2 separate regions of the Mus musculus genome follow, and region 2 is linked to region 1. A link is a loop called in an ENCODE intact Hi-C map of the cell type or tissue named here. Cell type or tissue: gastrocnemius. All regions are shown on one strand. Each heading gives the region's core, and the rest is flanking DNA. Links, peaks and the distances in the headings are about the cores only.

Region 1 (8,012 bases), core at 1,689-6,688:
CTTGGGCTCACTCATGCCTGGGGCCTCTGGTCCCAGGCAGAGCTCTTCTAGTCTCCAGCTTGCTTGTCCTGGGAGCCCTTCCAGATCTGCCTGGTACAGGAATAGCAGTTGTCTCAGGTTAGCTCCCTGTCTGGGCCCTCTGGCACCAGACTGGTGGATATCTCAGGCTCACTTTTTTCAGGGAATGTTAGGCTACTAATCATTCAGATGTTCACAGGTCAGAACACTGAGCGTAGACATAGCCTCTCTCCTCTCTGCCACCTACTGACACACATGTGACACAGCAGCCACACCTGCAACGCCTGTAGGGGCAGAGGATGAAAATTCCTACTTAACTTTTAGACACAGTGCACTGACGCTTTTCTCCTGAAGACTCCTCAAAGGAGCCCATGCAAAACTCAAACATATTAAGTATTTATTACAACTTTGTAAAGGAACAGCACACAGGGCTGCAGAATGCAAAAGCCAGTCACAGTGGAAGATGGCCATCCAAACCCACCCATCAGCTTTCAGATCCAACAGGACGACAGTGCCAATGTTAAGTGACAAGGCCTAGCATGGTAGTGTGCATTCGTAATCCTAGTAACCCTAGCGTTCAGGAAACAGAGAGAGACAGGAGATATCCAGTTCAAAGCCAGCCTGGGTGGCAAAGGAAGAGTCAGGAGAGAGAGAGAGAGAGACAGAGAGAGAGACAGAGAGAGAGAGAGAGGGGGGGGGGGAGAGAAGGGGAGGGGAGGGGAGGGGATCCTGGGCTGGGGAGGGTGCAGAAGTATCTTGCATAAAAGCACCTTGATGTCAGTCAGAAAGCTGCTCCCTGTAGAAAGCGCAGTAGGGACACAGCAGAAGGTGAAGCTTCTATGAGAAGGGCAACAGTGCAAAGCTAGAGCAGAGCTGGCCTTTAAAGGATCTTCCTGGGCAATGCACCTGTCCTCCCGGACAGCTCTGCCTCAGCCAGACTGAAGACTGACCAAGATGGCTGCCAGCCTCTCAAAGGCTATTTTTATGCTACTGGGAAGAGAGGGGTTTTGTCTGTTTTGTTCCCTTTTCCTTTTAGGGTAACAATGATTACAAAAGACTTTTTAAAAAGCAGATAAACAAAAGATAACCTATTGTTGCAATTTTCATCATTAATAAAGACCTTCCCCAGGCTTCCTGAGTAGGAATGGGGAGAAAAGCTGAGGGCATTTCACACAGACACAGACAACTGTTGGGTCAGTTGAACATAACAAGAGAGACAAAACAGGAGGGTCCTGAAGTCAGAGAAGGGCCCCAGGAGGTAAAGACAATGTGGGAGGAGGAGGCGTTCTCCTGAGCAAATGCCAAGGTTATGGAAACCGGACTAAAGCCGATCTGTGAACACATATCAGGTCTTTGTAAATCACAGCAGCAGAATAGAGTGACAAACTCCTGGGAACTTTCCCTCAAAGCATGTGCTCTGCTCCTAGGACCTTCTTAAAGTAAGATAAAGGTCTTGAAAGCACTGGCATCCTTCACTACTTCCACACTGAATGTTTCTATGAATACAAGGAAGGTAACCGGGATGCCACGGGACGCTAGTAAGAACAGCATGCTCTTGTCCCTACCTGATCGCCTCTTCCACAGACTGGCCGATGATGTTAGAGGAAGGGCCTGGCTGAGAAAGTGGTGTCAGGCTGATCACCCACTTCACTGGCTTGTAGTACTCATCACTGGAACTTAACAGATAAAACAGTGTGGTCAGGAAAATTATCTGCAAAACAAAGGACAGGATCTCCTAAAAATCACATTTATGAGCGTATAAAAGCTATACATGCGCAAAAACAGAGCCCAGGAAATGCTGTAATCCATAAGGGAATACAATGGGTGCTGTCTAAATGTACCTACCAGAGACAGCACGAAGTTGAGAAGGGCAGTGCCACTGTAGAAGAGGATGGTCAGCAGGGTGGTGACTGTGGTGAACAGCAGGCTCACGTTCCGGCTCATAACAATCCACAGAGACTCCAGGATCTGACGGAGAGGGACAGCTGGGGTCAACACAAATCCTCATAAAGGGGACAGCCGTAGCCACACAGTGTGCTTTTAGGGCACTGTCTTACTAGCCATAGTGGAAAACGTAAAAACTGCTGCCTGCTTTATAAGCAGAAAAAAATCCCAAAACATCTAGTTCAATAGTAAAGAAAATGGCTAAGTAGTTATAATGAATCCACTCCAAATAACACTTAAAATAGTACCGCAACTATCATAGACATTTCACTCTATTATGCTGGTTTTATTTGGTTAGTTTGGTTTCTCAAAACTGAGTTTCTCTGTGGAGCAGCCCTGGCTACCCTGGAACTCCCTTTATAGACCTGGCTGGCCTCGAACTTACAGAGATTTATTTGCCTCTGCCTCCCACATGCTGGGATTAAAGGTATGCACAACCATGGCCAGCTTCTATTATGCTCTCTTTAAAACACAGGATTTTTATATATTCTATGAATTTTAACTATAAAAACAGAATATATGTATGTCTACAGAAGAATACGTGATCTCTCTGTGGATCTATTTACTTTGGAGGGCTGTAAGTGTAGGTCACGCATTAGATTAGCTAACTACCCTCTATCCTTTCCATCTCTAACTCTGATTCAACTATAAATATAATGTATTATTCCAAAGTCTTGAAATCAACAATGAAAATAATGAAGAGGCAAGGATCAATGACAGAGCCTTTCCTGGGACAGACTAAGCTCACTATCACCTATAAATTGAAGAGAAGCAGTTATCAAGTTGGTTGTGTACACTGTTGGTAAAACATGAGCAAAGAGAGATGTCAATGTCTTCTCAGGTCTCCGTTTCATTTCTTGTGCCTTCATCAACTAAAACCCCTTATAATGTCTGTTCTTCCCAAGTGGGTCCCTCCTCCTAACGAAACAGGAACCAAAAGGGTCAGGAGGACGAGTTCTGCCAGCTACTGAATGTTCCCAGGACAGTGCTGTGAGGGAAGCAATGTGGATAGCTTTATAGACACGAGCTCAGTCACAAAGGGTTGCTGCAGCTAGCACCAGAACCCTGACATCTGCAGTTCTCTTTGGTACCTTTCTAAGGCAGTAGCTCTGGTCCAGTCGCATGCTCATATTATGACATGCAGTCTATGCAAGGGTTGCCATTCCTTTTCTACCTCAAATGCACAATTTATAAGGGACATTCTATGCCTTCAGAATGTCTTGCAAGCCTCAGCTTAGTCTTTATATGAGAATTCAACAGGCAGGCTTCATTTACAAAAACTCCTTACAAAAAAATCTTGAAAATGCTTCACTGTGCCTACAAAAATATGCACCATTAACTGTTTGACCTTGTGGGATAAAGAATGAATGAACAAAGCCACCAATTCTAAGAGACAATGCCTGTATTTGTAATTTGGCAAGCATACTTTTGGGGCCCCAGTCACTCTGGAATTTTTAATCAAAAAATTTACATAGTTTCTAAGTCACACAAATAGAAAACTCTTAAGAAATTACCAGAATACAGCAATTGTAGACTGGGAGTCTCCAACAACAACCAAGTAACCCTTTTTACTTGAAAAGAGATCAACTAGAGACAACACAGAGGACAGTGCTGGAATGTTCACTCAATCATCAAAGTAGAGTTTGAGTTTAATCAGCAGGCTTAGAAAGGAGGGATTAGCAAAGGCGGGATCAGGAAGAAAGCCCATGAAATTCAAAAACGCAACCGATTTGTAGAGGTAAAACTGCATCCCAACTCAAAAATGGCAAACATGAGCTGGGCTGGCATTAATTTATTCAATAGTGGCAACATAACCAAAAGATGCCTCAAACAGAGTCCCCGGCCATGAAATGTAAGCCCAGAGGAGACTCACAAGCAGCTAAGCAACTTGGTCACAGAGGGCAGGGCAGTTAGAACGAACAAGCGGCCTCAGCATCCTCCTGCTTCGCTGCTTCCCTCCCGAGTCCACCACCATCCAACCTCCCTCTGAGTGTCATTCTACAGAACCCAGGAAGCACAAAAACAGAACACTGCAAGGATTCAGGGGTCAAAATATGAACAGAACTCTTTCCGACAAAGATGGGGTTACCTTCCTGTCAGACTAGGAGCCCAGAGACTGGCTATAAGCTCCACTGAGCCTTTCTGGTTCCTTTTCCTGCTCTAGCCTTATAGGAAATGAACTGCACAAGGAAGTCTCAGTATGCCACTTCAGCTCTGCCACTGCTCTTTAAAGTATAAAAATAATAAAGAGAAGCTATAATGTGCCTCCTTGTATTAGTTTAGTTGACAATCTAACACCAGGCTCTATTCTAAAGTAGTAATAAAGAACTTAAAATCTAGTCAGGGAATATGGAGAAATGGCTCAGCAGTTAAGAGCACTGGCTGCTCTTACACAGGACCCAGATTCCGTTCATAGCATCCACATAGTGGGCTCGGAACCATCTGTTATCTACAATTCCAAAGGTCCTGATGCCCTCTTCTGGCCACTGTAGGGACTGCATACATGCATACAGGGAAAACACTCATAAGGACAATAAAAATATATCTTTAAAATTATTCAGAAAGGCTGAACATCAATACTAAATAAGGTAAACTATACTCAAGCAGCAAGTAAGGGTGTAGAACTGAGTGTAGGGAGCTCTATGTCTTCTGAAGCACCCTGGGGAGAGCTGGGGAACCTGCCAAAACATCAGAGGAGACCAAAGCAAACCCCGTGTGCAGCAAACCCTGGCGCCTTTGCTCTCGAGGCAGGGGCAGGTGCAGCTCTGTGAAGCTTCCAGGCCTAGGAAGACCATGCCTCAAAACTCAGGACAGGAGACAAATAAGGCAAATCGTGAAACAAAGAGATCCAAGCTCTCCCGAGGAGGAAACGTGTTCTAGAAGATAATGCATGCTCTGTAAGAACCCCATTCCTCAACCAGAAAAGAAAACTGAGTGCGTGTTAACTGCTTTAATACACTGAGTCTGTGACTAAAACAAGAACAATTTTATTGGTTCTCTAAGGAACTTGAGGGGAGTTAAATTAGAAAACATTTACAAAACATTTAGCATGATATAAATTAGGTACTTGTGTGCGGACATTCATGTGTAGATCACATGTGCCTGTGTATCCATGAGAATGGAGGCCAGAGGTCAACATCAGGGGTCTTCCTCATTCACGCTCTACGTCATTTTTTAAGGCAAGGCTTCTTACTGCACCTGGAGCGCATCTATCAGACAGACTGGCCGCCCAGCATGGCCAGATGAGCTGCCTGTCTCTGCATCCCACCCACCCCCGACCCCCGCTCAGCACTGGGGTTACAGGTGTATGCCACCACCTCTGACTTTTACACAGATGTAGAGTCTGAATCCAGGTCCTCATGATTGTACAGCAAAGACTTTTTCAACTAAGCCATTTCCTGAGCCTCAGAAAATAGTACTTTTAACACATTAAAGTGTGTTCATGGTATCACGAAAATGAGAACCACTGGGCTAGTAAAGCAGAGGGAAGAGATTATCAACACAAATAGTTGGGGACCCTGTCAAGTGCCTGTAATATAAGGTGCTTGGAGACTGAGGCAGGAGGATTGTTTGAAGCCACAAGTTCACAGACAGCCTGGGAAACAGAGTGAGTCCCTATTAATTAAGCTGTTAATTAGAACACAGAAAATGAAAGACATGACTTTTCAGATTTCATTTCAGATTGTGACAGCACCTCGGCTGAGAGGAAAAGCATGGGAGTGCAGGGAGGTGGCTGGGCTGAGGGAGAGGTGAGAAACCCAAGAGTGTCAGAGAGCACCGAAGGCTTGGAAAAAGTCACATCTTTACCTTCATCTTCCATATTTGGAAGCCAAAAGATAATATCTAAAATGGCAAAACAAGAAAGAGCATGATAAACATCACTTTGACAATCCAGAGGCAACCACCAGAGAAGGCTGTCCAGCAGCAGACAGCTAGTCCTGAGTCTCACCCGGGCGGGCGGCGTCCAGCTATGCTCCTGGATCATTCCACTCAGCCTGAATTCCTTAGACCTTAGTACTGTGAGTACCTCTAAACTTGTTAATTTGATGAGAGTCACATGTTCATTCACAAGAAAAATCTTCTCTGAAGTTACATGCCAAGACACCTGGCAAAGCGGCTCTGGGGAATGAAGGTGGTGATTAAGGTTCAACAATGGGGTAGGATGCAAGGCGGACGGGGTCAGTGGGAGGCCAGCTGGTGCAGCCTTTACTGCCCCTCTAGTGATGCCCACCCTACTTCCACATATCAAGGGCTTTACCAACCAGAAAACCTGGTCTGTCTGTAATGTCCAGCTTAGGGCACTCTGGTGATCCTGAGCCCACAGGCTTGTTCACGTGTTTCAGGAGTCAGCGTTTCTCGGGTGTTCTGAGCCAGACCTCAAGACTCAGCTTCTGGACAGCTTTCTGGTTTAATCAAAGCCTATGCATTCCATGGTACTAAAAACAGGGCAGCTGAAGACACTGAGGTAAGAAAAGCTGGGTTAAGTCAACCAACAGTAACCACTCCATCTTACCGAAAGAAAAGTCTCGATGTTCTCATGAACGAAAGAGGCAATATCTTGCCAGTCCAAAATATCTCCCAGCCAGCTGTTCTGACGGCTCACATGCATCTTGTGCCCTTTGTGCCTTCCAGAGTGTGTCACGTTCTATGGAACAAGGCCAGTGACATGTGAAACTCCCATTTTAACACGTCCAAAGGATAAATGCCTCTTTTGTTTTACACCTGTTTAAAATAATTCAGTAAGTACTCGCCTATGAAAATCCTTGCAAATTTAAGATATTAAGTTAGAGTTCCACCTAAAGACTAGTAGTTCAGCATTTCTGCATTCGCATTCCAGGTACTGTGAATGGCGACACAACTGCTTCTCTCCTAACCAGGAACTCACAGCACCCAGAGGGTGCATGTAAACCTTCACTTCCTTCAGCGCCTCTACCTTCTCTTGACCTCCTACTTTTGCCTCTTTCTCCATTCTTAATTATATACACTATGTAATAATGTAAGAGCAGAAAGAGAAGAAACTAACACAGAGCCAAGAAGGGGTGTGGGATCTAATTTGTCTGTCTGCAAAAAATTTACATGGGCAGGAAGCACTGAATTTGAAAGGGAAACGAGCAGACAAAATGAGGTTGAAATTCAGAGGCAAGTCAACATTTTGTGTGCCCTTCCTTTCTTCCTGAGCGCAGATGCTCTAGAGTCTGCTACATGCGAGAGGGAGAGACCACCACCCAGTTTTCCCATGTACACATCTGTCTTCAAGTCTCTGGCCCTCCAACAAAAAAAAAAATGGGGCTCAAACAGGATGAATGACAAGAAAAGCTACATGTTAAGAAGATCTAGAGTGAGCACAAAAACCGAATGAGACCTTTCTAACTGCTTAGCCCCTCAGACACAATGAAATACTTTAGCTCACATACCACTGTTAGCTTTAACTCTCAAGTCTTATCCACGGAAGTCATTATTATTCCCTCATCTCAGGGAAAGACCACACCATGTAGAACATGTCACATTCTTGTTAAGCAAGAAACTCAAACTCGGCCACCCTCCTCTGGCATGTTCTTCTTCTCTTCAAGTTAACCCTGGGAAAAAACCAGCAGCTCTGCACCCACTGTTCATATAACATGGCCTAAAAACCGGCTCAGCAGATTCCGCTGTTTATACAGAGTAGAAGCCACGCTCGTTCTACCATAAACTCTAAAGTTAGAGTGTGTAAGTATAAGCAACACAAAAAACAGTCTGGAAGGGAAAGTTTCTCAAGTTTAGATCTATTTCTGTCTCCTCAAACAGAAAGGTTTTCAAAGTCTAGAATTCACTAGTTCCAAACAATAGCCACTAACCACAGGTGGCTACTGATCACTTAAAATATGGCTCACACTAAATCTGAGCTGTGCTGCTAGTGCAAATCACACTTGAAAGAGTTCAAAGACTTGGTTGTATACTGAATTTATTTTATAAAGTATATACTGAAATGACAGTGGAAAACCTGAATTAAATGAATATTATTAAAATTAATCTCATCCATTTTTAGTTAATATTCTTGTTTGTGTTTAGTT
Region 2 (6,304 bases), core at 1,305-6,304, 51 kb before region 1:
CACAGCTGTAACCCTAGCATTTGGAATCCAGAAACAAGAGGATCACTCCAAGTTAAAAGCCAACCTGGTTTACACAGTGAGTTCCAGGATAACCAGGCTACCTGGTGAGACTGCCTCAAATTAAATAAATAATAAAAAAATACTTGCCATAACATTTGGAATAATGAAATAGCAATAGTCTCTAAAATAAATATTTACAGCTGGGAGCAGTGATGTCACCCATTCTACCAGCACTTGGGAGCCTGAGGCAGGAGGACTCCGACTGTGTTTGAGGGCAGCCTGGGCTAAGCGTGAGACCTGCCTCAAGAAGGAAATGAGAGCTGGGTGTGGACTCAAATGGCTTGCCAGAGGCAGAAGCAGAGTTCAAAGCCAGCTAGGCCACCAAAAGGAAGTTCCAGGTCAGCAAGGACTTTGCCTCCTAAAACAAACAAACAAACAAACAAACACACACACACACACAAAACAAACCAGCAAGCAAGCAGCGGAACACAAGGTGGATACACAGGTACCTGCTTGCTTGGCTTCGATGCAGGCGATGTTAATTTCTTCTTTCAAATCCCAGTTTTCGTTGGCTATAGCTTCCCCTACTTTAACAAATCTTCCAACTGCCAAGTTGACCGCTTGTCCCACACGCTGAATCGCTTGCAGGGTTTTATCAGACTTTTTGGTATTATCTTTATGGTTTATAAGTGTGGTGATCTGAAAATTAAAAAAAAAAGAAGAAGAAGAAGAAGAAACTTTTACCTCAATACTTAAAAATAAATAAATAAATAAAACTTTAAAAAAGATATCACAAAGACCAAGAAAATTAAACCCAGCATATCAGACCAAGCAAATCATTCGCCTTAGACCTTGCAGGCCAGGGGCCAGGAAGCAGAGCATCTTGCATCATTTCCCAGGACAATGCTTCTATTAATTGTGATTACAAGTTCACCTGAGGGCAGTAATCTGGGACATACACTTCCAGAGACTCTCCAGATCTTCCAACAAATCTTCAAGACTTGAGAACACGGCAGGGCAAATCACCGGCTCACAGCACACATTTTCCTCGGTTCTACCTAAGCTGCTCTGCATAAAGGCACCTCTCACCGCATTCCACTCCACTGCTCACACAGTAAATGGGTTATACATAATGGCACGTGTGCACTGGAGGTGTAGCTTAGTGGCAGAGCACTGGCCTGGCACATTTGAGGTCCTTGGTTCGATCCCTAGCAATGTAAATTGATACTTGACCACACAAGTTTACTGAACTCACTGACAGCTTTTGAATGACCAGTGCTACCCGGGCAGTAGTGGCACACGCCTTTAATCCCAGCACTTGGGAGGCAGAGGCAGGAGGATTTCTGAGTTCAAGGCCAACCTGGTCTACAGAGTGAGTTCCAGGACAGACAGAGCTATACAGAGAAACTCTGTCTGAAAAAACAAAAACAAAACAACAACAACAAAAAACAGTGCAATCTAGTCCTTCAAGCCCCCAAATACATGATATACCAAGAGTTCTATCATTTAGTTTTAAGCCCTGAAGTAAAATATAAAGGGTGACATGTATGGATCATTAAAACAAATGAGAATCTTTTAAATGTCTTAGAAAAGTAACACATGTACAATTTGCACATGCAAAGTATTTATTTTAAAATGTTAGCTGAAAAACAGATACCAACTACTAAATGTATACTGAGTTTCTTTTTGAAATAATTTTTATGAAATGATAACAAAGTCTCAAACAAAACACTGGATGGCTCAAAAAGTAATGGAGCACTGGTTAAGAGCACTGCTGCTCCTCCAGAGGACCTGGGTTCAATTCCAAGCACCCACATGGCAGCTCACAACTGTCTGTAACTCCAGTCCCAGGGATTCAACACCCTCTACTAGCCTCTGTGGGTACCAGATACACAAATGGTGCACAAACATACATGCAAGAAAATATCCACATACATAAAATAAAACTTAGACTTTAAAAAGACCCAAAACAGAATAAGAGGAAAGCATTGTGTAGCAAGCATTTTTTAAGTTAGGGTATTAAGAGCTTAGGATTAATGGAAATGTCTAACTTTGAACCTTGGGGTTGCTGGCACCAGGAGGGATGAGCTAAGTGATGCAGAGAAATATATCAATGCCCCTAATTTATTTTTGTGTATGTGTACGTGTGTTCGTATGTGCACACGTATGTGAGCATATGTGTTGAAGCCAGAGGCTGATTTCGGGTATCTTCCCCACTGACTCTCCACCTCATATTTAAGACAGGGTCTTTCACTGAACCCAGAGTATTCTTCAGTTAGACTGGCTGGCCAGAGGGCTCTAAGGATCCTTCTGTCTCCATCCTCCTCCTTAGCACTGGGACTCCAGATGTGCACCAACCACTGTATCTGGTTTTTAACTGGTGCTGGGATCTGAACCCAGTCCTTCTGCTGGTGGTGCAGGTGCTGTCCTCACTGAGCTATCTCTCCCAAGCCCTGCCACTAACTATTTTCATCTACAGCATTGTTTCAGTGCAATATTTCAAAACAAATGTTTAGTATCTGTTAGATACCAAGACCTCAGTGTGTGGTGGCTTGAGTAAGTGTGTTGCTCATAGACTTGTATTTGCATGCTTAGTCCCAGTTGGTGAACTGTGTGGAAGGTCTAGGAGGTGAGGCCTTATTAGAGCCTCTGGGCATGGGCTTTGAGGTTTTAAAAGTCCATGGAGCCGGGCGTGGTGGCGCACGCCTTTAATCCCAACACTCGGGAGGCAGAGGCAGGTGGATTTCTGAGTTCGAGGCCAGCTTGGTCTACAAAGTGAGTGCCAGGACAGCCAGGGCTACACACAGAGAAACCCTGTCTCGAAAAACCAAAAAAAAAAAAAAAAAAAAAGTCCATGGAAGGCCCAGTCTCTCTCTCTCTCTCTCTCTCTCTCTCTCTCTCTCTCTCTCTCTCTCTCTCTCTCTCTCTCTCTCTCCTTGCAGCCTGTGGGTCTGGATGCTATCGATCCACTGCTTCAGAGCCATGCCTGCCTGCTTCCCTCTGAAACTATAAACAAACTCCAATTAAATGCTTACTTTGATAAGAGTTGCCTTGCTCGTGGTGTCTCTGCTCAGCAATAGAACAGTAACTAAGACAGGATGCATGGGTGATTGAGACATAACAATACGACCTCCAATGTTTGCAGTATAATAGAATAACAATTCAATCACAAAATATATTTCATAGATGAGATAAAACTAAAAAAATGAGGAAACAGTGAATGATGAAAAAAGATCTGTGCTACATTCAAATGATGAACCACAGTACTAAAGAAATAATTTTAATGGATGTTCTATGCAAAATATAACAACATGATACTGTGCCCAGGAAGCCTCCTGAGATTGGCTGCTCTTTCTTCTCTGAGAGAGTGGACTTGATAGTAGCAGGCTGGTAACCTCAGGGATGATGGATTTCATAAAACAGAAACTGAGGGGTGAGGGGCTCTGGGGGCGAGCCTGTCCTGTCAAGGACTGAAGTGAGGCCAGAGTGACGAAGGCAGTGAGCAAAGTGACAGGCACAAACTAGTGCCTGTGAGAGTCGGCCAGGAGCTGGCCAGTGAGGGGCAGCCAGGAGCTGGCCCTGGAAGACTGCACAGCCAGCAGCTGCCCCCGGAAGGCTGGGAAGCAGAGCAAAGAATGCATGTTTTGAGCTGGGCGTGGTGGTGCATGTCTGCGATTCCAGGGAGGTTAAGGCAGAGGGACTGTTAAGCTGCAGGCCATTTTGAGCTACAGAATGAGATTCTACTCCAACAAAGTTGTGTTCTGTGCATTACTGGGAGACACAGAAAGGTTTTGTAAGCAGGAATGTAGTATAATCTCTGTGATTCTGAAACATATTCATGAACTCCTTCAGACCTCTCAAGGAAAAAGGGGACTTTGTTTCTCAAGTATAAACTCACTTCTCATACAGAGATGACAGTGGACCTAATGGGGCATTTCTGTTTCTGTCTGTCTCTGTCTCGATCTGTGACTCTCTCTGTGTCTCTGTCTCTGTCTCTCTCTCAGTGCACACATGCGTGTGTGTGTGTGTGTGTGTGTGTGTGTGTGTGTGTGTGTGTGTGTGTGTGTGTATGTGTGTGTGTGTGTATGTGTTTGGCGTTTCTGCTTCCTCCCTCCGTCTCTCTGGGACCAATCACAGGGACAGGAAGCTCACTACCCTGTCACAGCTGTCCCACATAAAGCAATCCTATGAGGAGCCCTACAAGGTAAGAGATTGATGCCACAGATGCAGCAGAACTGGGGTTTTTCAACAGACAGAAGAGTGAACGTGGGAACAGACTCCTCAGGCCAGGTCAAGCCTTTACATTTCCATTGGCCCAGCCAAACACCTTTATTCAGTTTTGTGATGGACTTTGGTCCAGAGCCATTGTATAAACTAAACTACGACAGAATTCTTAGCTCACAGAAACTATAAGACAAATGTTTTGTTGTTTTAAGACAGTAAATTTGGGGTGATTTGCTAGGTATGAATGTGAGGTTCCCCCCACTCATACACACACACACACACTCAGGCGCGTGTGCTTGAACACTAATTCCCCATCTAGTAGCACTGTTTGGGAAGATTATAGATACTTTAGGACAGTGGCTTTCAACCTGGGAGTCACAACCCCTGTGGGGATCAACTGACCCTCTCACAGGGGTGCATATCAGATATCCTTCACATCAGATATTTATATTACAATCCATAACAGGAGCAAAATTACAGTTACGAAGTAATAACAAAACAAAAAGTAAGGTCACCACAACACGAGGAACAATATTAAAGGGTCACAGCTTTAGGAGGGTTAGGAGCCACGGGTGCAGGAGAAGAAACTTTGCTGCAGAAAACTGTGTCACTGGGAGTATCCACTGAGCTCGTTGGTCTGTTTGAGACAGGCTCTCACTATGTAGCGTTGACTGGCCTGGAACTTACAGAGATCCACTTAGGGTTGGAGGTGTACAGTACCACACCAGGCTGGCACTGAGAGCCTCTGCCCTGGTCCCTCTTCCTGTTTCATCTTTACTCTTCTTCACCGTGATAGACTATATTCTTTCTAGAACTTTAAGCTAAAATAAACCCTTTCTCCCGAGACTTGCTTTAATCAGGGTGTTTAAGCTAATAAACTAATAGAAAACTAATGAAGGCATTGCTCTCTATTGATAAATAGGAATCCAGAGTTGGTATCTGGATCTGGAGAGATGCTATAACAAAACCCCAAATTTGAGAGTAACTTTGGAATTGGGCTGCCTTTGAGCGGACCTTGGGGAATGAACCCCAGGAGTGTTGAGGGCACTGTACTGAAGCAGGAAGCTTTGGGGAAACTCTTAGTCGGTTTGGAATTCCAAACAAATACCTTCAGGTGGTCCGATAGGAGCTCACTGCTTAGAGTTCTGCAAAACCCAGGCTGAGGCCTCCGTAAGACTTGGTATCTGGTGAGGGCCACGGCCTCATGAGTAGTGCTTTCTGGGTCTTACTTGGTAGAAGAAGCAAACAAGTTCCCTCGGGTTCCACCCTAAAGCATTAGTCTCATTCATGATTTAATCGCCTCCCAAAGGCCTCATTTGTTACCAACATTACCATGGGGATTAAGTTCCAGTTTAAGAATTGTGAGAGGAAACCAATATTCAGACCACAACAAGAGTAGTGTAAGCAAAAGCCTACTATAAATCAATCAATCAATCAATCAATAAGTGGGGAAGGGATTAAGGAGACGGCTCAGCAGGTAAAGTGTGTGAAGACCTGAATTTGAATTCCAGAACCCACACAAAGCTGAGTGCAGTAAAAAGGACATTCAAATTCTCAAAACTGCTATGGAAGATGGGAAGCAGAGACATAGGAATGTCTCAAAGATCATGGGTCAGCTAGCCTAGCCCACCAAAAGGCAAACAAAAAGACTCAGTCGCAAAGAAGACCAAAGGTGAAAACAGATGTCCAAGCTTATCCTTTGACCTACACACACACACACACACACACACACACACACACACACAAAACAGATATCCAAGCTTATCCTTTGACCTACACACACACACACACACACACACACACACACACACACTGTAGCATATGCATGTACACATTCACACCCACACCCACATTGTATCATATAACACACAATCTCTCACACACCTTTCTCCTTTCTCCAGCCCTCACACACAGGTTTGGGGTTTTCTTTTTAGGTGAAAAAAAAAAAAAAAAACCCCCAAAAAAAAAAAAAGCAACTCACTAGAAACTAGAGGGAAAGAATCCTTATTCTATAGTGGCAGAAGATCACCCTTAATAACACAGAAAGTAGAAAATATCCCTCAAGAGTTAGGTGGTCGGG

Evidence for each region. Peaks named below come from ENCODE experiments on the same cell type or tissue, not always from the same donor. Only the 100,000 strongest peaks of a DNase experiment are listed, where the experiment ranks them.
Region 2: a loop joins it to region 1, with 2.1 times the contacts of the local background. A loop is called at or near these places in 2 of 42 quality-filtered maps.

Annotation. Positions count from the first base shown.
Region 1 is chr4:56,897,443-56,905,454 of GRCm38, forward strand. Tmem245 (transmembrane protein 245) reads right to left here. Exons shown (of 18, transcript NM_001369260.1): 12 at 6,476-6,607; 13 at 1,864-1,986; 14 at 1,584-1,729. It overlaps Gm25053 (a small nucleolar RNA gene), which reads right to left and starts at 315; the gene lies at 184-315. In gastrocnemius, for the core only: a CTCF peak has its summit at 4,451 (motif pointing left); a DNase peak (open chromatin) is centred at 4,571; H3K27ac peaks cover 390 bases.
Region 2 is chr4:56,847,301-56,853,604 of GRCm38, forward strand. It overlaps Ctnnal1 (catenin (cadherin associated protein), alpha-like 1), which reads right to left. Exons shown (of 19, transcript NM_018761.3): 2 at 510-699. Among named protein-coding and RNA genes, the nearest start is that of Ctnnal1, 15 kb to the right of the region's middle. In gastrocnemius, for the core only: a CTCF peak has its summit at 3,560; a DNase peak (open chromatin) is centred at 3,553; H3K27ac peaks cover 471 bases.